Linked DNA regions of Homo sapiens: region 2 is linked to region 1. The links are chromatin contacts, found by Hi-C or POLR2A ChIA-PET in ENCODE. All regions are on one chromosome and are shown on one strand. Each heading gives the region's core, a stretch centred on a gene start or an enhancer-like site at or near the end of the contact. The rest is flanking DNA. Distances are from core to core; before and after follow the strand shown. Region 1 holds the start of NANOS1 (nanos C2HC-type zinc finger 1). Region 2 holds the start of RGS10 (regulator of G protein signaling 10).

The links. Hi-C counts contacts between places; a loop is a spot of excess contacts on that map. ChIA-PET counts read pairs that join two places held with the same protein, here RNA polymerase II (POLR2A). Pooled maps may share reads with other maps.
Region 2: a map of OCI-LY7 shows a loop between it and region 1 (9-fold over the local background). The contact joins the promoter of RGS10 here to the promoter of NANOS1 in region 1. A Hi-C loop is called at or near these places in 1 of 168 maps with a recorded cell type or tissue (OCI-LY7), 3 of 37 single-sample maps with no recorded cell type and 10 of 50 pooled maps. POLR2A ChIA-PET finds 5 or more read pairs at or near these places in 2 of 52 experiments (A673 and activated naive CD4-positive, alpha-beta T cell).

The regions. Positions count from the first base shown.
Region 1 is chr10:119,025,979-119,033,076 of GRCh38, reverse strand. It overlaps NANOS1 (nanos C2HC-type zinc finger 1), which reads right to left and starts at 3,363. Exons shown (of 1, transcript NM_199461.4): 1 at 1-3,363. The coding sequence starts at 3,275. The coding sequence ends at 2,397. It overlaps LINC03036 (long intergenic non-protein coding RNA 3036), which reads left to right and starts at 3,506. Exons shown (of 4, transcript NR_186540.1): 1 at 3,506-3,732. RefSeq lists silencers at 2,292-2,591, 2,962-3,171, 3,292-3,761 and an enhancer at 3,586-4,086.
Region 2 is chr10:119,539,702-119,546,799 of GRCh38, reverse strand. It overlaps RGS10 (regulator of G protein signaling 10), which reads left to right and starts at 4,081. Exons shown (of 5, transcript NM_001005339.2): 1 at 4,081-4,210. The coding sequence starts at 4,162. RefSeq lists enhancers at 2,318-2,826, 3,089-3,168 and silencers at 3,379-3,538, 3,589-3,658, 3,669-4,408, 4,459-4,628.

The DNA.
Region 1 (7,098 bases), core at 2,114-4,613:
TTACAGGCGCCCACCACACCACCCGGCTAATTTTTGTATTTTTAGTAGAGACGGGGCTTCGCCATGTTGGCCAGGCTGGTCTCCTGACCTTGTGATCCACCCCCGCCTCGCCTCCCAAAGTGCTGGGATTACAGGCATGAGCCACCACACCCGGCCTGAAAATGGGGTACTTTAAAAATAGATGAATAGTGGCTGCCTGAGTAGTGGAGAGGGTCTTCTGGATTCCTTTTCCAATACTCTCCTGCCCTCAAGAAGCTCCAGCTCAATATGTTCTTAGTTCTGGTAAAATAGCAATGTCAGAATATCAAATTAACATTAGGCACATCTCATCACAGTGACTCCCATATATTGAGGCTATGCCAAAGCCCCATGCTCAAGACCTTTGGAAACCGTCTGTAATTTGACTCTGAAAATACAAAGTAGCTAAATTGATCTTGCCACCTGGCTAGCCCTTTTGGCCTAGAGAATGCGCTGATCTGTTCATAGTGGTCCTTTTGAAAAGGCAGAACACGAGCAGTGAGAGAGGTAAGAGGATTCATGTTGACCTTAGAAACTTCACCCAGAAGGTGAAGCTCATTTAAACTGGTAGATTTTCTATAGCAAAAGAAAGGAGAACAAGTAATTACATGGTTTCATTAAGCTACTTAATTTAGGCCCAGTCAGATCTGCAGTTCTCTCTGGTCTGGGGTTAAGACTAGCAGCGTTGGATTATTTGTCTTTCCTGGCTAAGAAACATTGTGCTTTCCTCCTGCCCCCCAAGTTCTTGAAATGCACCTTTTCTTTCACCAAAAAGACAGCTATCGGGTATTTACCCCATCCTCTAACACACCTTCAAATGAAGGTTCCTGATTGAGTCAATTTGCTGTGGATGAAGTTAGCTGTTTAATGCGAAAGCAGTCTAACTTCTAGTAGCCTAGCTAAATCCTACTGGGAGCCTTATACACGTAGACTAAACTCTTGCTGGTATCTTCAGATAGTAATGCATTTGTGTATTTCAGATGAGTTCATCTTAATTCACTTCCATTTTTTGCCTTCTATTGCCTTGCTTGGCAGGTAGCTGCATTCCATAGTGTGGCATTCAGTATGGTGGATTTAAAAGTGAGGGTGGGAGGGTAAAGTAGGGGTTAGGAACTTTTGCCCAAGGATCAGGTTTAGTCTTGCTTATGGGTAAACTGGTGGGGTTCCGGAAACCGACATGGGTCTTCCAGTAGGAGTGGGAACACATGAAGGACCCCCAACAATTCCTTTAATTAGTGCTTATTCTAGTTTGAGCACTGCCTGTATTAAAGTCAGACGCAGCCCACGGTGGAACCTTCTTGAATACGAGTTAATACACGAATAGCTCAGAGCTAGAGATCCATCTTCTATTTGTTTGACAGGCAACAGCTGGAATGGGCTTTCCTCCACTAGGAACCCTGAAATTGAGTAATCTAGGGTGAATTAATACTGCTGTCTTCCCTTCCTCCCTTTGATCTTAATATCATAAACGTTTTTAAAGAACTGGAAGAGGGTGAGTGTGTAGAGAAAATGCCAAGTAGGAAAGTTACAGGTGAGATTAATGAATTCATACTGTTACTGTATAAATACACAATTTTTTTAAACAGCACCATTTCCAAGTTATACACAATATGATTATGACTTGGCACAACTTTTAAAGGTGGAAAAGGCTAGTTGCTAGTTCAGTAATAAAATACCTGGTACATAGAACGATAAGGAGCTGTATTCTACCTGCTACACATTGTGCATTTTACACCTCCAGCTAGGACAGAAACAAGCCACAAGCGGGGAATACCCGCCCAAATTAATACTGGAAAGTTTACAAAACCTTCACTTCTCATAAGGGTGATGCTACCAGCGGCTTGCTTCACCTGGAATTAGAGTAACTGATTTTTAAAGACAACTGAGAATATTAACTCGCTTCAAACAATAAAATAGTCATTTTGCCGACATTTCATAAAATCGCCAGTTTTAAGCTCAGTTCAGAGGCTTTTAAAAAAATATTCTAGACCTAGTAAAGTGCCTCCATTCATAAAATGAAACATCCAAGATTGAGACAATTTCATACTGATGCGCATCTAAAATAGGTCGACGTATACAGTAAATAAACAGCGCCTCTAAGTTGCCATATTTCAGTTAGTGGAATACACACCCAGCCTTCGCCGTTCTGGATGTGCAAACTAGAAACTGAAGACAAATGGGGATTTCAGCGTCTAGTCCCAATCGTTCAGCACGGAAGTACTCCACACGGTCGGCTGCTTTTCAAAAACCACCAGGACGACGTCCCATGTCGAGCCGACCGCTGAGCCGCACGCCTCCCCACGGCGGGGGCGAGATGGTGCGCAGACCTAGCGGTGCGAGGGGCGGCGGCGACCCTGGGCGGCCGGGAGCCCGGGCCTTCAGCGCAGCTTCTTGCCAGGCGGGCCGTCCCTGGCGCTGCGGGGCGGCGGGCGGGCGGGCGGCGGCGGCACTTTGGAGAGCGGGCAGTACTTGATGGTGTGCGCGTTGTCGCCGCTGGCGCCGCACAGGGGACACGTGTAGCGGCGCAGCACGGGACACAGCACTCGCCCGTCGGGGCCCTTGAGGATATGGGTGGTGTAGAGCGCCATCGCCTCCTTGTTGTTCCGGCAGAACACGCACACCTGCAGCTCGGGCTTCAGCAGCCGGGCGGCCGCCGCCCCGGAGGCCGCGTGCAGCCGGGGCTCGGCCGCCCACGCCGGGGCCCGCTCCTCGCGCGGCGTCGCCTCGCTGGTGGTGGTGGCGGCGGCGGCGGCGGCGGGCGCGCAGCCCAGCAGCACGGCGGCGGCACGACCCGCGAACGGGCTCAGCTCGGCGAAGCGCTCCTCCAGCAGCCCGGCCTCGGCGGGGCCCGCGCACAGCTCCAGCGCGCGCAATTCCAGCGCGCTCCCCAGGTAGCGGCCCCGGGACCCCGGCTCGTCGCTGTCGTCGTCGTCGTCCTCGTCGTAGTCGGGCGGCCCCAGCGCCGGCCCCAGCGCCCCAGGCCCGGCCCCCGTGTGGGGGGAGCAGCAGGACGACGAGGAGGAGGAGGGCGGGGAGCCGCCGCCGCCGTTCCCACCGCGGGCGCAGCCGAAGCGCGGCTCGCCGTCCACCGCTTTGGTGATGAGCGTGGCGAGCCCCAGGTAGTCGTTCCAGGAGCTGAAGGGCTGCGGGTGCGCCGGGCCCGGGGCGCTCACGTAGCGGGCGCTGGGCACGAGCGCCATGGGCGGGGGGGCGCGGCCGCGGCGGGGCGAGCGGGGCGCCCAGGGGAAAGCCTCCATGGGCGGGCTGCGGGCCGCGCGCCGCCTCCCCGCCGCCGGCGCGGGCCGGACGGAAGGGACACGCCGAGCCTGCCCGCCGGCCTGCCGCGGGGTGGGGCCGCCGCGCCGCCTTTTATCGGGCCCACTCCTCCCCGCCCCCCGGCCTCGCCGCCGCGGCCCTGCCCCCTGCGTTCCCCCGCCCCGGCCACCTCGCCCGCGCCCCGGACGGAGGCGGAGCGGAGGCGGGCTGGCTGTGTGCGCGCTCCGCTCCAGCCCGCGCGGCTCCCGCGCCCCGCGCGCTGCGCCAGCCTCGCCAGCTGTCGGGCGGCCTTCATTCCGGGAGGGGGCGGGCGAGGCGCCGCCTCGAGCCGTGGCGCTCATTGGCTGCAGACCAGAGCCCCCCGGCGCCTCGGGCGCCGCTCCGGACGCTGATTGGTGGGAACACGGGGAGGGGGCGTGTTCTCCGCGCAGCTGGGAGGTGAGGAGAAAGTAGGGGAGAGAAGGGCCGGGAAGGGAGGGCCGCTGGGGCCCGCATTCGAGCGCCGGGCCTGGGCTTGGAGCAGGTGACCAGGCCTGGGTCTCCTCGGCCTGGTGGTGAGGCCCCCCGAGGACAGGGGTCAGGGTGGCCACAGGTTTACGCCCCCACCTCCCAGCCTTTAATGGCCCTAGGCCCTAATCCTGAGAATCCCCGCTATCCACCCCCTTCTCACCAACATCAGCATGAAAAGCTGGACGCGTTGGAAGGATGCAGCTCTCCCATCACAGCCGCCCAACCAGCCAGTGGCTTCCGTTTGCACCGCGCGTTGGAGCGCTTTCCCCTGGGCGAAATCCATACAAACCCTGAGGTTCGGGGAGGCTGTGGTTCCTGCCGCGGTAAGAGCGGAGGGACGCAGGACTTTCCGGCTGCACGCAGCAGCCTTCCTCCCAACAGGTGCTCAGGGACTTCAGCCAATGGGTGGCCGATAGCCGGTTACTTAGGTCGGGGTTGGGGCTGGGCCGGAAAATCTCATGGCTGGAGAGCCTAGGACAGTGACTGGGATGTGTGTGTGTGTGTGTACCCCCTCGCCCCAGAGGCCTGAGTCAAAATGTGGGTTGTATGTGCAGTTTGAAAAACAACGTGTATTCAATGTTATATTTTGTCTTCCTTCCTTCCTTCCTTCCTTCCTTCCTTCCTTCCTTCCTTCCTTCCTTCCTTCCTTCTTTCCTTCCTTCTTTCCTTCCTTCCTTCCTTCCTTCTTTCCCTCCTTCCTTTTCTTTCTTTTTTTTTCTTTTCTTTCCGCATCCCGGGTTCAAGCAATTCTCCTGCCTCAGCCTTCCAAGCAGCTGGGATTACAGATGCCCGCCACCATGCCGGGCTAATTTTTTGTATTTTAGTAGAGACGGGGTTTCACTATGTTGGCCAGGCTTGTCTTGAACTCCAGACCTCGCGATCCGCCTGCCTTGGCCTCCCAAAGTGTTGGTGTTACAGGCGTGAGCCACCGCGTCTGGCCTCTTTCTTTCTTTCTCACTCTTTCTTTTTTCTTCTTGATTTTTCTTTTTTCTTTTTTTTTTTTCTTGAGACAGGGTCTCACTATGTTGCCTAGGCTGGTCTTGAACACCTGGCCTCAAGCGATCTTCCTGCCTTGGCCTCCCAAAGTGCTGGGATTACAGACATGAGCCACCACACCTGGCCTCAACATTATAATTAAATACTTTGAAATGAATAAAACATGTTGTGTAAAAGCCATGGAGAATAAGAGCCAGAAGATGAGTTTTGATTAGGAAGATGGCAGGTGGTCTTACACTTCCCAACTTTTTTAAAAATTGAAAGTAGGAAAGGCTTTAGATACTGAGGGCTCTTCTAGGATGAAACCTAGAACTGGGATCAGGAAAATGCCTCCCCTGGCAGGTGGGCCCTGGCAGGGTGGGCTTCATGGGGCAGATGGGGCTTTCCTTCCTCACTCTGGACCATGCAGTGGCTGTGGAAACAATGAGCCCTCACTAGGCCTGAGGCCACACTCACAGGTCTTGGCTGTGCCCAGCAGGTTTAGAATGGCTCAGCAGGGGATGCCCAGAACCTAGTGCTGGCATTGGTTAATATTAGAATGAATGAATGAGGGAATCAGAATGTCAGCATGGGAAGGGATCTTTGGGATCATTCTGTTCGATCTTTTCTTGCCTTTTTCTTTTCTTTTTTAATAGATGGGGGTCTCGCTATGTTGCCCAGGCTGGTCTTGAACTCCTGGCCTCAAGTGATCCTCCTGTCTTGGCCTCACAAAGTGCTGGGATTGCAAATGTGAGCCACTGCACCCAGTTCTGTCCAATCCTTACAGATGAAGAAAATGAGACCTAGAGAAGAGTAGGATTTCTTTTTTTTTTTTTGAGACAGAGTCTCACTCTGTCGCCCAGACTGGAGTGCGATGGCACGATCTAGGCTCACTGCAATCTCTGCCTCCTGAGTTTAAGCGATTCTCCTGCCTCAGCCTCCTGAGTAGCTGGGTTTAGAGGCATGTGCCACCATGCCTACCTAATTTTTGTATTTTTAATAGTGATGGGGTTTCACCGTATTGGCTGGTCTCAAACTCCTGACCTCAGGTGATTTGCCTACCTTGGCCTCCCAAAATGCTGGGATTATAGGTGTGAGCCACCGCACCCAGCCAAGCAGGACTTCTTTAAGGCTACAGTGACTATGTGACAGAACTAAGACTCTGGTCCTGTTACTCCCGGCCGGGTGGCCTTCTCACTACACCCTGGACCAGCAAGGTATCTCAGACAATAAGTCTGTGCATGCATCCGCAGAACTCTAAGGCACAACACAGGGGAAGCTGGAAAGAAGTGAGGTGAGGTGAGGCGATATGGCCTTGGCTGGGGCCCCTGCCCTCAAAGAGCAATCCAGGGCTCTGGCTGGCAGGCGCGGGAAAGGACCTGAAGCAGTGAAGTGAGGCCTGTTCTGGCCGCCTCTCTGGGTTAGGGGTTAAAGATCCATGTTTCGGCCTCTTCCTTCTAGCCCCCGATGGTTGATGTAAGTCATGAAACCAGGCAGTAATATTCAGCACTTGCCAACCCAGATCCTTTTCCAAGTTTGTGTTGGCATGCAAGGTAGAAAGTCATTCCTTTATTTCCTCCCCTTCTCCACCAAAAATAAATAAAAGAACCTCCATGCCGCAGGGCTCCTGCAGACGCCTGGCAGGTTTGCTGACCCTGAACTCGGAGCTTTTACCACGAGAACGCCAGCCCCCCAGAGTGGTATGAAGATGATTATTCTATGAATGGAAAATTCCGCTCGGTTCACACAGCCCTGCAGCCTGCATCCTTTCAAGACATGCAGACTTTTCAAGCTCTGAAGATGGGGAGCCACAGTTCTGAGAATAACTTTGGCAGGAAAAGTTTAAAATTGCCAGCTGCTGTGTCTGATCCCCCTTGGTCAGGCCAGAGAGGCGATGGCACAGAAGCGGAAGCCTTCTTGCCTCCCAACATGGTTTTCGGCCCTTGTGGTTGTACGGGGAGAATAAAAACTTTTAAGGGATAAGAATAGGAACAAACACCTTGGCTGGGACCTGCAGCCTGGGTATGTGGGAAGTGGAGCTGGGATGGAGATGCCCCAGAAGGAGGTGGAGAAATGAGTGTGTCTTGGGGTCCGCCATGGGCTGTTTCCCCAGGCTGCTCCCCTTGACTGCTATACGAGGTGAGTAGACATTTGACCCAGAAGGGAAGTCGGGAAGTGGAGGCCAAGTGCATGAAGGCTTTTGTCGTGGAGCACACGCTGGGCCTCAGTACCCTGGGAGCCTTTGCTCTCAGTGACCATAGAAAGGCCAGTGTGGGCACCTGGCCCAGCTCTGGGTTAAATAAACAGTGACTTTTGTCA
Region 2 (7,098 bases), core at 2,832-5,331, 510 kb before region 1:
TTTCTCTATATTTGTATCCTGATTTTTCAACGAGAGCTTCGTCTAAGATTCTTTCATCTTTCTCTTTGCACTAGTTTTTTCCACCAAGTTCCAAAGATTCTTCACAGTTTTTTATAACTGTTAAATATTCTATCAGGAGAATATGTTATACCTTAGTCATTCTCTTAGCGGGCATTTTTAGCTACTGTAAATAACCCTGATAAAAGGAAGTGTTATGTTTAATTGTACACGTAAATGTTCGCATCATTTATTGTTTTTCTTTTGGCACAAATTACCAATTATAGAATTATTCACTAGTCCAAGAGGTATAAACATTTTGAAGACTCTTACATGTGTTGTCAAATACATATATTAACACATCTGCTTCTCTTCCTTCTAGAGAGGTTGTAACAATTTACTTTCCCTCCTTCACAGTGTAGTAACAATGTGAACATCAGTGTTACTAACCCTGCCAATTTCCTATAATTGAAAAGAAATCCACTTTTGACTGGCTGTACCATAAAGTTTATCATTTATTAAAACATCATTGTAGGGGGAGTAAGAGTAATTAAAATTCCAGTAATTTTTTGTGTGCCTACATGTGCTGGGCACGATGCCAGATGCTTTTTTGTTTATTGCTATTGAATACCACTTGCTCGGAGTGTAGGTGGACCTCTCCTTGCCCTGTCCCTTGAGGCTACGATGTGTTTGAGGACACATCTGGTGTGTCCACACAGCTGGTTGCTGTTTGGTCAGATTAGTACCCAGGTCTCTTGACTTTAAGTTGGCCACTTATTCATTTTACTATACCTTGTCTGCCTCAACTGGCCTAGAATAGTCTTGTTACATAAATTCTGGTGATGAGAGGCTCTAAAATGTATTCACAGCTTACCAATATTTTAGTTTCTGGGTAGAATGAAAATATTGAACTCCAAAGCCAGTAATCCCTCTGAAATCTTGTGTTACCAGAAGACATCCGGGGCTCTTGCTTCTTGCCTGATGTAAACATCCTTGAACCAAAAGTGAGACCAGCAGGGGAAGAAAGGGGCTAAACCGCTCATCCTCTTCTTCCCCACACTGGCTACCGCAGTTTGTTTGTGAAGGCTTGACTTAGGAGGCTAAGGAGGGAGGATCACTTGAGAGCCCAGAAGTCAGAAATCAGCCTGGACAACATAGTGAAACCTCTGTCTCAAAAAAAAAAAAAAAAAAAAAAAAAAGCTTCAGAAAGTGCATGCTGGAATTACAGGAAAAATGCCATTGGGATGGTGAGCACCTTCAATCCAATGCAAACCACGGTTGGAACTTAATCGTGTGTGTGTGTGTGTGTGTGTGTGTGAGTGTGTGTGTGTATGTGTGTGTGCATTTGGCGAGTTTTAGGAGTTAGGAGGCTTTATACTTTTATACGTGGTCTTTTGCACAATACACTTTGAAAACTGGCTTTTGAACCTTCAGACACTTAAAACAGGTATTTATAGCAATTTCAATGTCCCAGGCAAAAATTTTAAACTGTGCACTTAAACGTTAACCATGCATTTTTTTTTTTTTTTTTTTTGAGATGGAGTCTTGCTCAGTCACCCAGGCTGGAGTGCAATGGCTCGATCTCAGTTCACTGCAAACTCTGCCTCCCGGGTTCAAGCGATTCTCCTGCCTCAGCCTCCTGAGTAGCTGGGATTACAGATGCCTGCCACCGCGCCTGGCTAATTTTGTATTTTTAGTAGAGATGAGGTTTCACCATGTTCGTCAGGCTGGTCTCGAACTCCCGACCTCAGGTGATCCGCCCGCCTTGGCCTCCCAAAGTGCTGGGATTACAGGTGTGAACCACCGCACCCGGCCTTTTTTTCCTTTTTTTGGAGACAGAGTCTTGCTCTGTGGCCCAGGCTGGAGTGCAGTGGTGAGATCTCAGCTCACTGCAACCTCCTCCTTCAGATCTTGGCTCACTGCAACCTCCTCCTCCCAGGCTCAAGTGATTCTTCTGTGTCAGCCTCCTGAGTAGCTGGGATTACAGGCACCTGCCACCAGGCCTGGCTAATTTTTGTATTTTTAGTACAGATGGGGCTTCACCATGTTAGCCAGGCTGGTCTTGAACTCCTGACCTCAGGTAATCCGCCTGCCTCTGCCTCCCAAAGTGCTGGGATTACAGACGTGAGCCACAGCGCCTGGCCCTAACTATGCATCTTAATTTTTGTACTTACTCTCTGATGTGCTAACAGGACAGTAAAAGTGATTTAAGGCTGTTATATTTTCCCTTTATTTAAGAGATGCCTGGGGTTCTTAGCTCAGGAGGGATTCATAGCATGTCTTAAGCCACACCAGTGTTTTTCAGGACACGCTAGGGTGGACTTGGCAACTAGCAAAACACTGAGCTGCTGTGCCTAACTTTTACCCCTGTGTGCCAGTGTGCTTATTTCCTGTCTTAGGATTACTTGTAATTTGGTCTCGGGGAAGTTTTCTGGGTGAGTGCGTTGCACCAATTCCCTTATTGTTTTAAGAACGCAGTGACCTCACTTGGATCCAGGACTCTGCCAGCATTTAAAATCCCGCTCTTACGAAAGGTGAAACTCTTGCCTATAGTTAAGTATCACAGCTTGATCCCATTACAATGAGATGGAAGTTTGTCTGGGCCCGGAGTAGGCCAACAACAGCAGTTTTAAAAGCAGAACTCCCCGCGCTGGGTCTAACCCTGTTCTTGGTCACCGCGTTCGCTTCAGGAGCCTGGAAATCCTCTTTTGGCAGCAGAAGGGGGAGAGTGCTTGGAAATGCTCGGAGGAAAACGACTTTTGGAGGGGGAATAGCGGGGAGGGAAACAACAAGCAACCACCGGCCACACTTGGGGTGCAACTGGGGCTGTGGGGTGGGTAGAGGGAGAGGGAAAGTGAGCAGAACTGGAAGCTCAGAATAGAAGATACAAAAGAAAGTGCCAAGTAGTGAAAAAAACTGCAAAAGGACGGGGGGATGGGGGGAGGGCGACTGGGGAACGGTTTGGAAAAATAGCAATTAGTACAGCTAAAAATAAAGACCAATTTAGAGACAAAGCCAGATACACAAGGAGAAAAATAAAACTCGCCAGAAAGACAATTTCTTGCAAACCAAATGTTCAAGAAAATGGGGGCTAATGACATCCCCTCTGGGGCTGCTCCATAGAAGAAATGAAATAATAGGAGACCGTAGAGCGCGCAGCGCCCAGCAGGTGACGCCGTGGGGGCTTGAGTGGTCCCGGTCGTGGAGCCTGAAGGCCCTGCCAGAGGCAGTGCCCACGTGTCCCCAAAGTTAGAGAAGTGTCCCGAGAGCGCGGTGTGCGGGACAGAGCACCGCCCGGCGCAGGAACCGGGGGGTTCCTGCAGAATCCTCTCAGATCTCCCCGAGTCCTGGCGCCCGCGCGGCACGGCCGGGGAGAGGGCGCCCACCCGCGGCGGCTCGGCTAGCTCAGCGCACGGGCCCTGGGGACGCCCCACCCGCATTCGCGGGGCGGGAAGGCGCAGCGCCCACGAAGTCGAGGAGCAGCCAGGCCCCAGCAGGCGGGGATCCTGGTGACGAGGAGGCAAAGGCCACAGGCTGGGCCGCGCCCGGACTCTGCAGAACCGCGAGGCCTAGGCTTCCCAGCCTGTGACCCGGGAGGGGACCCCGCCCGCCACCTGCGAAGGCTCGCTGAGAGCCCCGAAGCGCGGTGCGCCCGCGGCGCCGTGCCAGTTTCTCCGGGGCTACAGGGAGAAGGCGGGAGACCGCGATGGGCCCGGGAGCTTGAAGCTGGGCGGGGCGGGCCGGGGCGGCATCTCAGGCGAGGGCCAGGGACCCCGGGACGCGCTAACCGCCTCCGCGGGGCTACTAAGTTCCCGGCGGCGCGGGCTCCCTCTGGGCCAGTGCACCTTATCCCAGGCGCGGGGCACACTCTGGGCGATCGGGGGTCACCCGGGGCTGCCCTGCCCTGCCCCGCCCGGGCACCCCGGAGCGGAACCGCGAGTCCTCACCAGCGGGGGCGGGCAGGGCGCACTGAGCGCGCCACGCGGCGCCTGGCTAGGAGGAGGGCGGCGGGCGGGGACCTAGAGCTCCGGGGCGGTGCTGAGCCCGCTCCTCCTCCTTGCCCTCCTCCTCCTCCTCCTCGCCCTCCTCCTCCTCCTCGCCTTCCTCCGGCTCAGCCGCCGCGCCGCCGGGCTGCTCCTTCTTCCTCCTCGGGCGCCCGCGGCGATGTTCAACCGCGCCGTGAGCCGGCTGAGCAGGAAGCGGCCGCCGTCAGGTAAGCGGCTTCGGGGGCCCGCGGGCTCGGGGTCGGGGCGCCGTTTCGCCCGCCCGGCCTCCTGCCCTCCCTCTTGTGCTCGGGCGCGGCTCGGTGGTACCTCCCAGACTGGAGCCCCGGCCGACCGCACCACCTCTCCCCGCTGGGTACCGCACCTTCGCGGTCCCAGCCGCGACGGGAGCGCAGAGCTCCTCCGGGAGCCCCGGGGAGGAAGTTTGGCTGAAAGAGGAACAGCCGCAGTTTTCTTTTTAGTGATGGTCTGGGAGAAAAAGGAGCGCCCCAAATCTCCAAACTTTGGAGGTGACATGGGGCTCCAGATTCCGAAAGCGGAACGGCGCGCGGGCTTCTCCCTCCGTGACGCTCTCCGCCTCCGCTGCGGGCGTGGGTGGAAGGATGCCGAGCGCCCGGGGGAGCACGGCTGGACCCGGGCATCCGACTGGGCCCCTGGGCCTGGGGCGTCGGGGGCCTTCGCTTCTGCCGCGAGGAGCCAAAAGGTGGGATCGCGAGGGTGGCGGAACCCCAGGATGGAGAAGGGCACTTCTGCGGTCCGAGCCAGCGAAGTTCTGACGTTACGAAGGATTCGCCTTGGCCGTCACTTTGGGCCAGCCTGAGCCACGATCTCGGGCAACTTGATAGGCCAAAGACCCCACGGTGAAGGTGGAGCCGTGCCCTTGATTCCGGTCCTTCCACCCTTTTGCTCATCACAATAGCTACGACCTGTGCAGGCCTTTGGGTGCGCCAAGGGCTTTGTCCACCGCGTTGGGTGAACTCTCCCTTCACCCCTAGGACAACCCGGTGAGTGAGGAGGGAGCGGAAGCCAGGCGCTGTTAGGTAACTTGCCCCAGTCACACTCCGCAGGTGATGGGGAGGCTTTCAAACCCAGGTTCCCCTGACTCTGAAGTTCGGGGGCTTTGCCGGGCTTCCCACGCCAAGATTCACTTCTGCTTGGCGCTCAGAGTCCCAACGCGTTGGTGCATTTCCTTTCTGCTCCTGGTATTTTATGAGGGACATTGTGGTTTAGAGACTGGGACCAGACTGGCTGGATCCGAATCTCACCTTCGCCATATTCACCAGCCGTGGGACCTTTCTGCAGAATGAGGTTCTGCACAGTGGGAATAACAGTAGCTACTCGCCTTTTAAAGTACTTAATTGGAACCTGTCTTCCATCCATCAGGTTTTGCAAATTATTGTATTTAATATGTAGGATTTCATAGGGTTGTTGTAATGATCTTACATTGTTGCCCGGCAAGTACTAAGTGCTCCGTTAGCGTTAGTGGTCATGTAAACCTTTTTGTGTTGCATGTGAGTCAAAGAATTCCCTTGTGGGTGTTAATGTTAACCAGTCTCTATGGTTGGCACAGGCCTGTGGAGCGCTGCTCAGAGCCTGGACTCGAATTAAACTCTTGGTTCTAACCTTGACTCTGTCATTCAGCAACACTGGGCAAATTACTTGATCTCTCTGTGCCTCCGTTTCAGTGATGTGCTGGAGCTGGCTCAAACTGGCTTGCAAGAGCCAGTTGCCAAATATTCAAAAAGTTTGGAAACTGGTTGTAAACCATAGGTAGCTTGAAAGTAGTTATGATGGGATATTTACATCATGAAAATCAACAAAGCTAAAAATGAAGGCTTCATTTTGACTCAGGAGAGCTGATGTTCCAGCACCTTTCTCCACCTGCAAAGTGGGTTTCATAGGGTTATGGGATTAAATACTCAAAACCATATGAAGCCCCTAGTACAATGTGTGGCACATAATAAAAGTGTAATAATTAGTAGCTTTTCTCCCTTTTGCCTGTTATAAATAGAGCTGCTATGAATAGCCCTGTACGCGTTACTTATTACTTTAGATTGCTTTTGGGTTGAAGACTGACAGATAGAACCATTGTATCCTGGGAGATACATGGATTTGGGGTGATTTTGCGTGTAGCCAGGTTGCACCCCAAAAAGGCTGAAGGCAGTTTTAGGGAACAAATTATTTCAGGGCAACAAATTTTAAACCTCATAAAATGTGGTTACATCACTGACAGAAAGGTCGGTCTCAGGCCGGGCTCAGTGGCTCACACCTGTGATCCCAGCACTTTGGGAGGCTGAGGCAGGAGGATTGCTTGAGCCCAGGAGTTCCAGATAAGCCTGGGAAACATGGCAAAACCCCGTCTCTACAAAAAAATTAAAAAATTAGCCAGGCATGGTGATGCGTGCCTGTAGTCCCAGCTCCTTAGACGGCTGAAGTGAGAGGATGGCTTGAGCCTGGGAGGTTGAGGCTACAGTGAGCTTAGATCGTGCCACTGCACTTCACCCTGGGTGACAGAGTGAGATCCAAAGAAAAGGAAAGAAGGAAGGAAGGGAGGAAGGAAGAAAAAAGGAAGGAAGGAAGGAAGATCAGCCACTAAACATCATGGATTGGTACTGGATGCCTCCACTCCAATAGCCTGATTTTCTTTGGAATTGTAGGTGTAGGGTCTTTCCCCATTATGGAAAATAACATAAGTTCTTGCCTGACTGGTCATCACCACCCAGCCGTGTGAAAAGAAGAAGCCTAGTGAGAAAGGGGTCATTTGGGCCTGTGGGCCGAGGTACTGAGAAGACAGCCAAGTGATTTTTGGGACCCTGTACTTAATTTTTTTTTTTTTTTTGTAATTTTGAATTATTTTTCTTAAAGAGGATCCTCAAATTGTATAAACTTCAGGCTCCACAAAAGCCAGAGCTGCTCCTGCAGGACCCCTGATTTGGACCTGGCTGTGGTCCTGCCTCCCCCAGTACCTTCTATTTTACACTTTTCCTACCTTTCAGCAAAATCTCACTGGAGACACTGTCTTTCCGCGGAGGATTTTGAGTTCCTAACCCCTCCTTCCAAGGTTCAGAGTGGGATTTCCTTATTCTTCCTGAGGTTT